2 separate regions of the Homo sapiens genome follow, and region 1 is linked to region 2. The links are chromatin contacts, found by POLR2A ChIA-PET in ENCODE. All regions are on one chromosome and are shown on one strand. Each heading gives the region's core, a stretch centred on a gene start or an enhancer-like site at or near the end of the contact. The rest is flanking DNA. Distances are from core to core; before and after follow the strand shown. Region 1 holds the start of MRPL53 (mitochondrial ribosomal protein L53). Region 2 holds the start of GCKR (glucokinase regulator).

Region 1 (4,356 bases), core at 258-2,757, about 47 Mb before region 2:
GTGTGAACCTGGGAGGCGGAGCTTGCAGTGAGCTGAGATCCAGCCACAGCACTCCAGCCTGGGTGACAGAGCAAGACTCTGTCTCAAAAAAAAAAAAAAAAAAAATCCAAGATTAGGCAGGGCATGGTGGCTCACACCTATAATCCCAGCACTTTGGGAGGCTGAGGCAGGCGGATCACCTGAGGTCGGGAGTTCCAGACCAGCCTGACCAACATGGAGAAACCCCGTCTCTACTAAAAATACAAAATTAGCCAGGTGTGGTGGCGCATGCCTGTAATCCCAGCTACTCAGGAGGCTGAGGCAGGAGAATCGCTTGAACCTAGGAGGCGAAGGTTGCGGAGAGCCGAGATTGTGCCATTGCACTCCAGCCTGGGCAACAAGGGCAAAACTTCGTCTCAAAAAAAAAAAAAAAAAAAAAAAAAATCCAAGATCACTCCAGCACCTGGAATCCAGAGTAAAGAGCAAGACCATAGCCTGGAACCTGAAGGTCAGACCCTTGGGAGGTTCAGGCCTAGTTCTCCATCACTGAAGATATCTCAGGGATAAAGAGTTGAGTGCTCGGCCAGGTGAGGGGGCTCACGCCTGCTCACGCCTGTAATCCCAGCACTTTGGGAGGCCTAGAGGGGCGGATCACGAGGTCCGATCAAGACCATCCTGGCTAACGCGGTGAAACCCCGCCTCTACTAAAAATACAAAAAATTAGCCGGGCGTGGTGGCACGCGCCTGTAGTCCCAGCTACTCAGGAGGCTGAGGCATGAGAATCGCTTGAACCCGGGAGGCAGAGATTGCAGTGAGCCGAGATCGCGCCACTGCACTCCTGCCTGGGCAACAAGAGCAAAACTTCGTCTCAAAAAAAGAAAACTGGCTAGAATGCACTTCAACTTAAGTCCTGGGAGCTACGCTAATTCATGGAGAACCACAGAGGTTTAATAGGCATTTCTATACCTGGATCAGCCCCAAGGACAGTATTACCCTGTACTGCCCTTCCTATTACTATTTTCAGTCATTTACTAATATTGGGCTGTAGTACTTTCACGTTTAAGCTTTGGCTATTCAGAGCTCACTACGTTTAATCTTCAGTTACCTGAATGGTGTTTACCTTCTGGTGTGGATCATCCCGGCTTGTGTTAGTGCTCTCTCTTTGGAAGAAGCCAGGATTTAAGATCGAGTTAGCCTAGATGTGGCCCAGCAGGGTACAGAAGGGGAAAGGCTGCAGAAAACGGGCGTATTTTCGTGCAAAGAGGTTTTTGCGCCATTTATTTATGGTTTTCACCGTCGTATGAGAGGACTATTCATGATAGGCTGTATTTGCTGACAGCCTACTTTGGGCTCCCCCATGCGTTGTGCCGAAACCACCTCTTTCTTTCCTGCCTTCCTCCGCCTGGGCTAGGAAGCCCAGAGCTGCGGTTCGCAGGCCTGCTAAGCAGCCGGCGGCCGGAAGTCTATCCCGCAGAAGCGCAGCCATTCACGGCCTCACGCAATGCGACACTTCCGCCTGCACGAGTTCTTCCGGGGCGGAGGTCACCATGGCAGCTGCCTTGGCTCGGCTTGGTCTGCGGCCTGTCAAACAGGTTCGGGTTCAGTTCTGTCCCTTCGAGAAAAACGTGGAATCGACGAGGTACGAAGGGGAAGTGGGTAGAAGCGGGAAGTGGTGCGCCTTCCTTCAGCCGGGGCTTTAAGCCCTCAGCTTGGCGCTCCTCTGTTTTTCCACCGTAGGACCTTCCTGCAGACGGTGAGCAGTGAGAAGGTCCGCTCCACTAATCTCAACTGCTCAGTGATTGCGGACGTGAGGCATGACGGCTCCGAGCCCTGCGTGGACGTGCTGTTCGGTGGGCTTGGTGGAGACGGGCAGGAGGGAACAGCGAGCAGCCCGCGCGCCCCTAAGCCCCAGCACTGCGGTCCCTCCCTGTCTCACTCGTTTGTTTCTTCCCCAGGAGACGGGCATCGCCTGATTATGCGCGGCGCTCATCTCACCGCTCTGGAAATGCTCACCGCCTTCGCCTCCCACATCCGGGCCAGGGACGCGGCGGGCAGCGGGGACAAGCCGGGCGCTGATACTGGTCGCTGACAGCGCCAAAGAGACCAACAAGATGATTTTAGCGTGGACTAGGACACTTAACCTAAGAAGAGTTTCACTTAATCATTCAAATCACTATCTGAAGGGTCACGGAGCGCAAAATAAAGTTTAAAACCCTGCTACCACAATGTTTCTGGAACAAGACTAGATCAGAGAGGTGTCTGGATGAACCTGAATTTATTTCACTTTCTTACTATCACTCACTGCTTAACCCTTTTGAATTTGGCTTCTGGCTTCTCCTACCACTCACTCAAGGTACCTCTTTTTTTTTTTTTTTTTTTTTTTTTTTTTTTTTGACTGGTCTGTTTCTGTCGCTCAGGCTGGAGTGCAGTGGCATGATTCTAGCTCACTGTAACCTGGGCTTAGCCGAACCTCCCAAGTAGCTGGGAAGTTGGGACTACAGGCACGCCCCACGCGCCACCACGTTTAGTTAATTTTTAAATTTTTTTGTAGAGAAGGGTTTTCACTATGTTTCCCAGGCTGGTCTTGAAGTTCTGGGCTCAAGTGATCCTCCCACCTTGGCTTCCCAAAGTGTTGGGCGTGAGCTACTGTGCCCAGCCCTCTTACTTTTACCAAATCTTGTGTGAAAGAACACTGATAGGCTGAGCGTGGTGGCTCACATCTGTAATCGCAGCACTTTAGGAGGCCGAGTCAGGCAGATCACCTGCTTGGAGAAACCCCACCTCTACTAGAAAATACAAAAAAATTAGCTGGGTGTGGTGGCACAAGCCTGTAATCCCAGCTACTCGGGAGGCCGAGCGAGGCAAGAGAATCGCTGGAATCCAGGAGGTGAAGGTTGAAGTAGGCTGAGGTCACACCACTGCACTCCAGCCTGAGCAAGAGTGAGACTCTGTCTCAAAAAAAAAAAAAAAACAAAAACACTAACAGAGTGCTGTTTTTTCAGCTCTCATCGTTGTATCCCAGTTCCATCTTTTTTTTTTTTTTTTTTTTTTTTTTAAATAGAGGTGGGGTTTTGTCCTGTTGCACGGGCTGGTCTCTAACTCTTGGACACAAGTGATCCTCCTGCCTCGGCCTCCCAAAGTGCTGGGTTCACAGGCGTGAGCCACCAACGCCTGGCCGCATCTACAACTCTTGTTTTTGAGATAGAGTCTCACTCTGTCACCCAGACTGGAGTGCAGTGGCGTGACCTTGGCTCACTGCAGCCTCCGCCTCCCGGGTTCCAGTGATTCTCCTGCTTCAGCCTCCTGGGTGGCTGGGATTACAGGCATGTGCCACCACGCCTGGCTGATTTTTGTATTTTCAGTAGAGATGGGGCTTTGCCATGTCAGCCAGGCTGTCCTCAAACTCCTGATCCGCCCCCTCGGCTTCCCAAAGTGCTGGGATTACAGGCATGAGCCACTGTGCCCGGCCTGCAACTCTTAATTCACCCATTTGTGGAACTTCTCTCCCTCTTGGGTCCTTTTTCTTTTGAACCACACAGGTGTTCTACCTTCATTCTTTTTCTTCTCTATTTTTTTCTGGGGCATCTCATCCTCTTTCACAACTTGAATTACACCTTCTGGGGTTAAACTATTTCTGTTTGGTTCTAATCCCAACTTCTATGCTATAATCAGGTTACCTGCTACCAATTTCCTCCAAATCCCACCAACTCTCTTTGTATAAAATAGAATTGATAATCTTACATACACATATACTTGCCTCTCTTCCCTGACTTACCCATTCCTTTTTAAAAACAGGCACTTCATCTACTCAGCCACCTGGGCTGGAAACCAGTGTTCTCTAGTTCTGTTCCTTTCCATTCTCTGCATATCTGGTCACTCAGTTCAGAATATTCTGTCTTTTAAAAAAGTGCCTGAAAGTTGGGCAAGGTGGCTCATACTTGTAGTCCCACCTACTCAGAAGGCTGAGACAGGAGGATCCTTTTGAGCCTAAGAGTTCAAGGCTAGAGTGAGCTGTGGTTGCACCACTACACTCTAGCCTGGTGACAGAGCAAGACACTGTCTCAAAAACAAAACAAAACTTCTGAAGTGATCTCTCCATTCCCATTCACTCTATTCATCATTATTGCATTCTGCTACCCAGTCTATTTCCTAAATATTTTTGCTGCCACTTAATTTTATCCTTCCAAAACATGCGATGGGTTTTATCTCTCACTACTCCCTGTTTAAGAAAACAGTGCCGGCCGGGCATGGTGCCTCATGCCTGTAATCCCAGCACTTTGGGATTTGGCCGAGGTGGGTGGATCATGAGGTCAGGAGTTCGAGACCAGCCCAACCAACATGGTGAAACCTCATCTCTTAAAAATACAAAAATTAGCC
Region 2 (4,447 bases), core at 18-2,517:
AGCAAAAAGAACATTGGATTAGAGAAACCAGTTTGACTCCCATGTCTTGCTCCACTACTTGTTCAAATCCTTACTTCTCCCAGAAAGAACTGAAAGCAGCTTTGTCATCTAAATAAAAGTAAATAATAAAAGCAGCATTATCCAGCAATTATTAGCTCAGTGTATTTGAGCAAGCTACAGTGATTATCCTTTCTAAATCTTTGTTTTTTCATCTGAGGAAAACAAACAGAAGTCATATCAACTTCACAGGCTTTTGTGAGGGTAATAGGTGTGAAAGTAGATTGTCAATTATAAAGTATTAAGCAGAGAAGTTATCATTATTATTTATTAATAAGATGAAAATAAGGATCCAAAAGGGAGGATCTCCAAAAGGGAGAAAGGAGAATGAGATCTATCAAAGTGAGAAATAGAGACAGTAAAAAGAGAAAGAGGGAAACAGAAAAGTTTAGGCAGGGAACAGAAGGAAGGTTAGTACCTTCAGCACTTCCTGAACTTTCCCAGCCACCTGTACCATGGTGGTCAGAATGGATTCGCTGTAGAGTCTCTGTAGGGAATATGCAGGAATGAGAAGCCAAGAAAAGGAGGACGATGAATGGGGGAGGGGGTCTCAGGGTTTCCGATATTAGGAGCCATGGTGAGGGAGAGCAGAGGTGGGGTTGGGGTTGGCATGTTTATTTCCAGGGTCCAGGTCTTGGGTCTTGGTTACCTGGTATGTGGACAGGGCTTGCCCCTCCTCCTGGAAGATCTCAGCATCACATTGCCCTAGCAGTCGAACAATGTTCTCAGCATCTGCTTTGTCTAGATCCTGGGTCAGTGGGTTTGACTTCTCCGTGATTGGCACAGCTGCCTCGTACCCAGACAACTAGAAGGAAGAGGGGACAAGGATGGAGCAGGAAGCCAAAGCCTCATTCATGCCTGCTGAGCTGGAGGTGGGAGTGGCAGCAGGCACAGAGTTTGGACTTACACACACGCACACACATACCACACCAGAAACTCAGCCTGCACTTGGTGCTCTGGGCATATTAGGGAAAGAACATCAGGAAGGAAGAAGAGGTGAGCAGAAACCAGCGGGGAGGGAAGACTGGATGAAAAATAATTCTAGGAATCAGCACAGAAAGCCAACATGAAGAAGGGGTCTCACCTCCCACTTGCCAGGCTCCGGGGTCTCAATGACATGTTGAAACCGTTTTGTGCCTGGCATGGTCCCACGCTGTGGATACACTGTTCCTCCTGCCTCTTCAGCCACACAAACCCCTCTGGTCACAATGACTCTGCTTCCAGTTGGCAGGGCCTTATCTGAGCCCCAGTGATGATTAACCCAAGCACCCTGGGCTCTCAGAGCACCACCCTTTCCTGGTCACTAGGCCCCCAGCCCTCTGGTAACCCCAGGGAAACTCCTGGGCTTCCTCTTTGCAAGCACCCTGACTCGCCAGCCTCTGCTTTGGCCCCTGAAGAGGAAGACCTGAGGCTCGGGACTCTTGCCCTACCGGGACAATGCCCTCTTCTACAGAGGACCTGGAGCCTGGGAGTGCAGGACAACACCCACGGCAGTGAGAATCCCTGGGCAAGTGTCCTCCGAGGCCAGAGATCAGGGTCACCAAGTCAGCACAAGTCAGAGGACCTGGCCCATGGCTTGATCACATGCTCAGCACACACAGTCAGTCCCACTGGTCCCATTTTATCCTCTCCTCTCAGAAAGGAAGGCAGTAGAAGCTTCTGAGCCCCAAGTGTGCACACACTGTACTGGATATTACAGCGGGAAAAATCCCACAGAAACAGAAATACTGCATTGAGAATTAGAAACCAAAGAATCTGCCCTAAATACAATGTTAGCCAACATTTATTTACACTGAACAACACACTTTTCACAGACAGTATCTCATTGGATACACCAACACTAAGATGTTGGTCAATATTGACACCCTCATTTTTCAGATGATGAAACAGGCTCAGAGTAGTTTAGTTGGTTGCTTAAGATCACACAGCTGGACAAATTGGGACTCACACCCAGGTTCTCAATTCAGATTTCAAGCTCAACCAAAGCATGATATAATGTAAGGGCTTACATGTTATTGAACAAAGAAGTAACTAACAGATTGGTGCAAATTAATCTCCATCATCCAGTCACATAGTGTTGTGAGATTTATAAAGATCTTTCCCGTCTCATTTGAGCCTCACAACAACCCTGTGAGATTTCACACGCTTTGCTTTACAGGTGGGAAACCTGAAGCACAGATAAACCAGTTTCTCCAAAACCACACCGTAAGTGGTAGAGCTTTAGAAAAACAAAAAAAGAAAAGAAAGGAATAATAATTTTTTTAAAAAAGCCATAGGTCTTTGCGCTTTGATTCTCCCGAGAAGCCCAACACTCTTAACAATCACTGTATCTCCAGGTTTTAATATAATGCCAGACACATAGGAGATGCTCAATAAATATTTGGTGAATAAATGAAAGAATGAATGAGAAAGCGAACGGAATTAAATGAGATTATGAATGGAAAAGAGACTTAAAAGCTGACGCAGTCTACAAGTAAGGGATTGTTAAAGCAATTATTATCTCCCTCACTCTCTCCCCTCTCCTGTTAGCCCCTCGGGCACTGGAGGTGGAATTCCTCTTCCCAACTTGGCTCTTCCACGCGGGGAGGAAGGGGATCTCCCAGGTGCCGGAGACCCTAGCACCCGCGTCTCACCCCCCACGCCCCCGCCGACTCGTCCGCTTCAGCTGGGAGAGAGAAGGGATAAGGGATGGGGGCTCCGGAGGCGCCATTGGGAGGGTCGTGGGAGGAGCCCCGAGAGGACGGGAGTGAGGGGGCGGGAGGGGAATGACGGCGGCGAGAACCCCGGCTGGGCGGGGCGGGCCCGCGCGTCCCGGCCGGGCTGCGGCGGAGCGAGCGGGGCCAGCGCTGCAGAAGGCGGCGGCTGGCTCTCCGGGACGGTCACATCCCGCTGCAGGGGCGGGCGGAGGCCGCCGCACTGCCTCCCGCACCGGGGACCCAGGCCAGCGTCCGGGCAACGCCCCCTGCTCCCGGACAGACTCCGTGGCCCGCTCGAGCCCTGGGGGCTCCGCAGACCCGCGCCCGCTCCGCCCGCAGCTCGGCCCCGCGCTGCCCGCGTCGCCGGGCCCGCGCCGGGATGGGGTAGGGGCAGCGCCACCGAGTCGGGCGATGGGCCGCCCTCTGGGCACCGAGCAGCCCCCCGAGGCCTGACCAACCGCGAGGACCGGCGGAGGTGGGTGTGGGCAGGGCGGACCGCACTCTGGGGCCGCCCGGGCAATGCGGGGGCGGGAGGGCGTAGAGAAAATAGGGCTGTTGTGAGCTGTGGGGAGCCCAGGAGAGCTGCTGCCCCCCGACCTCCGTGCGTTCTGGGCAGTCCTTGACCCCCCACAACTCCTGCCATCTCCAGGAGCCCCGCCTGGATGTCAAGCGGATGCCAAGCGGATGCCACAGTTCCCCCCCCAGCGGACTCCGTGGGGACATGGCTTCGCTGGTGCCCCTTTCCCCATATCTAAGCCCCACGGTCCTCCTGCTGGTCAGCTGTGACCTGGGCTTCGTGCGAGCAGGTAAGTAAAGGGGAACGGGGCTGAGGGTCAACCACAGCTAGTCAATGGGTGAAACCTGTTAAACACCCTGGCTCCCGCAGACCGGCCTCCCTCTCCTGTGAATGTGACGGTCACTCACCTCAGAGCCAACTCGGCCACTGTGTCCTGGGACGTCCCAGAAGGCAACATCGTCATTGGCTACTCCATTTCCCAGCAAGTATGAATCACCCTTCTGCTCCCCCAACCTGTGTCCTTGGATTTCGGCACATTTCTTCACTTAAGTGGGGGGGATCTGGAAGCTGGCGTATCCTGGCTCAGGCTGCCCTTTTCACGCTACTCCCCCGGAGTGCTTGGATGTTGAAGAGTCTCTGGTTGAGCCTTGTGGCCTGGCACTGGGGTGAGGCTGTCCTCCTCTCCCCTCATCTCCCTGCAGCGGCAGAATGGCCCCGGGCAGCGTGTGATTCGGGAGGTGAACACCACCACCCGGGCCTGTGCCCTCTGGGGCCTGGCTGAAGACAGTGACTACACAGTGCAGGTCAGGAGCATCGGCCTTCGGGGAGAGAGTCCCCCAGGGCCCCGGGTGCACTTCCGAACTCTCAAGGGTTCTGACCGGCTACCTTCAAACAGTTCAAGCCCAGGTGAGGATCTGTGCTATTGGATTCTCTGGCTGCTTACCTGGCTTGCAGCCTCTTACTTACTTCCCCAAGACAAGCAACAGACTAGCTGAGTTGAATAGGATGATTTAATTCATTGTACTGCCAGGAAAGGAAAGAAAAGCAGGTGGGAAGGGGATTGGGTATAGACAGGCTGGTATTGAGTTGTTTGGGGGAAGGCCTTTTAAGCTTCCTGTTACCCAACTTCACATCAGCTGCAGCCTGCATGAGTGAGTAATTAACCTGCAGCCATCCC

Evidence for each region. ChIA-PET counts read pairs that join two places held with the same protein, here RNA polymerase II (POLR2A).
Region 1: POLR2A ChIA-PET joins it to region 2 with 23 read pairs in activated T-cell. The contact joins the promoter of MRPL53 here to the promoter of GCKR in region 2. POLR2A ChIA-PET finds 5 or more read pairs at or near these places in 2 of 52 experiments (HEK293 and activated T-cell).

Annotation. Positions count from the first base shown.
Region 1 is chr2:74,469,831-74,474,186 of GRCh38, reverse strand. It overlaps MRPL53 (mitochondrial ribosomal protein L53), which reads left to right and starts at 1,507. Exons shown (of 3, transcript NM_053050.5): 1 at 1,507-1,618; 2 at 1,717-1,829; 3 at 1,935-2,205. The coding sequence starts at 1,527. The coding sequence ends at 2,068. It overlaps CCDC142 (coiled-coil domain containing 142), which reads left to right. Exons shown (of 9, transcript NM_001365575.2): 9 at 1-1,355. RefSeq lists enhancers at 1,469-1,568, 1,969-2,098.
Region 2 is chr2:27,493,659-27,498,105 of GRCh38, reverse strand. GCKR (glucokinase regulator) reads right to left here and starts at 1,267. Exons shown (of 19, transcript NM_001486.4): 1 at 1,142-1,267; 2 at 707-862; 3 at 476-544. The coding sequence starts at 1,201. FNDC4 (fibronectin type III domain containing 4) reads left to right here and starts at 2,906. Exons shown (of 7, transcript NM_022823.3): 1 at 2,906-3,228; 2 at 3,403-3,559; 3 at 3,640-3,755; 4 at 3,972-4,176. The coding sequence starts at 3,427.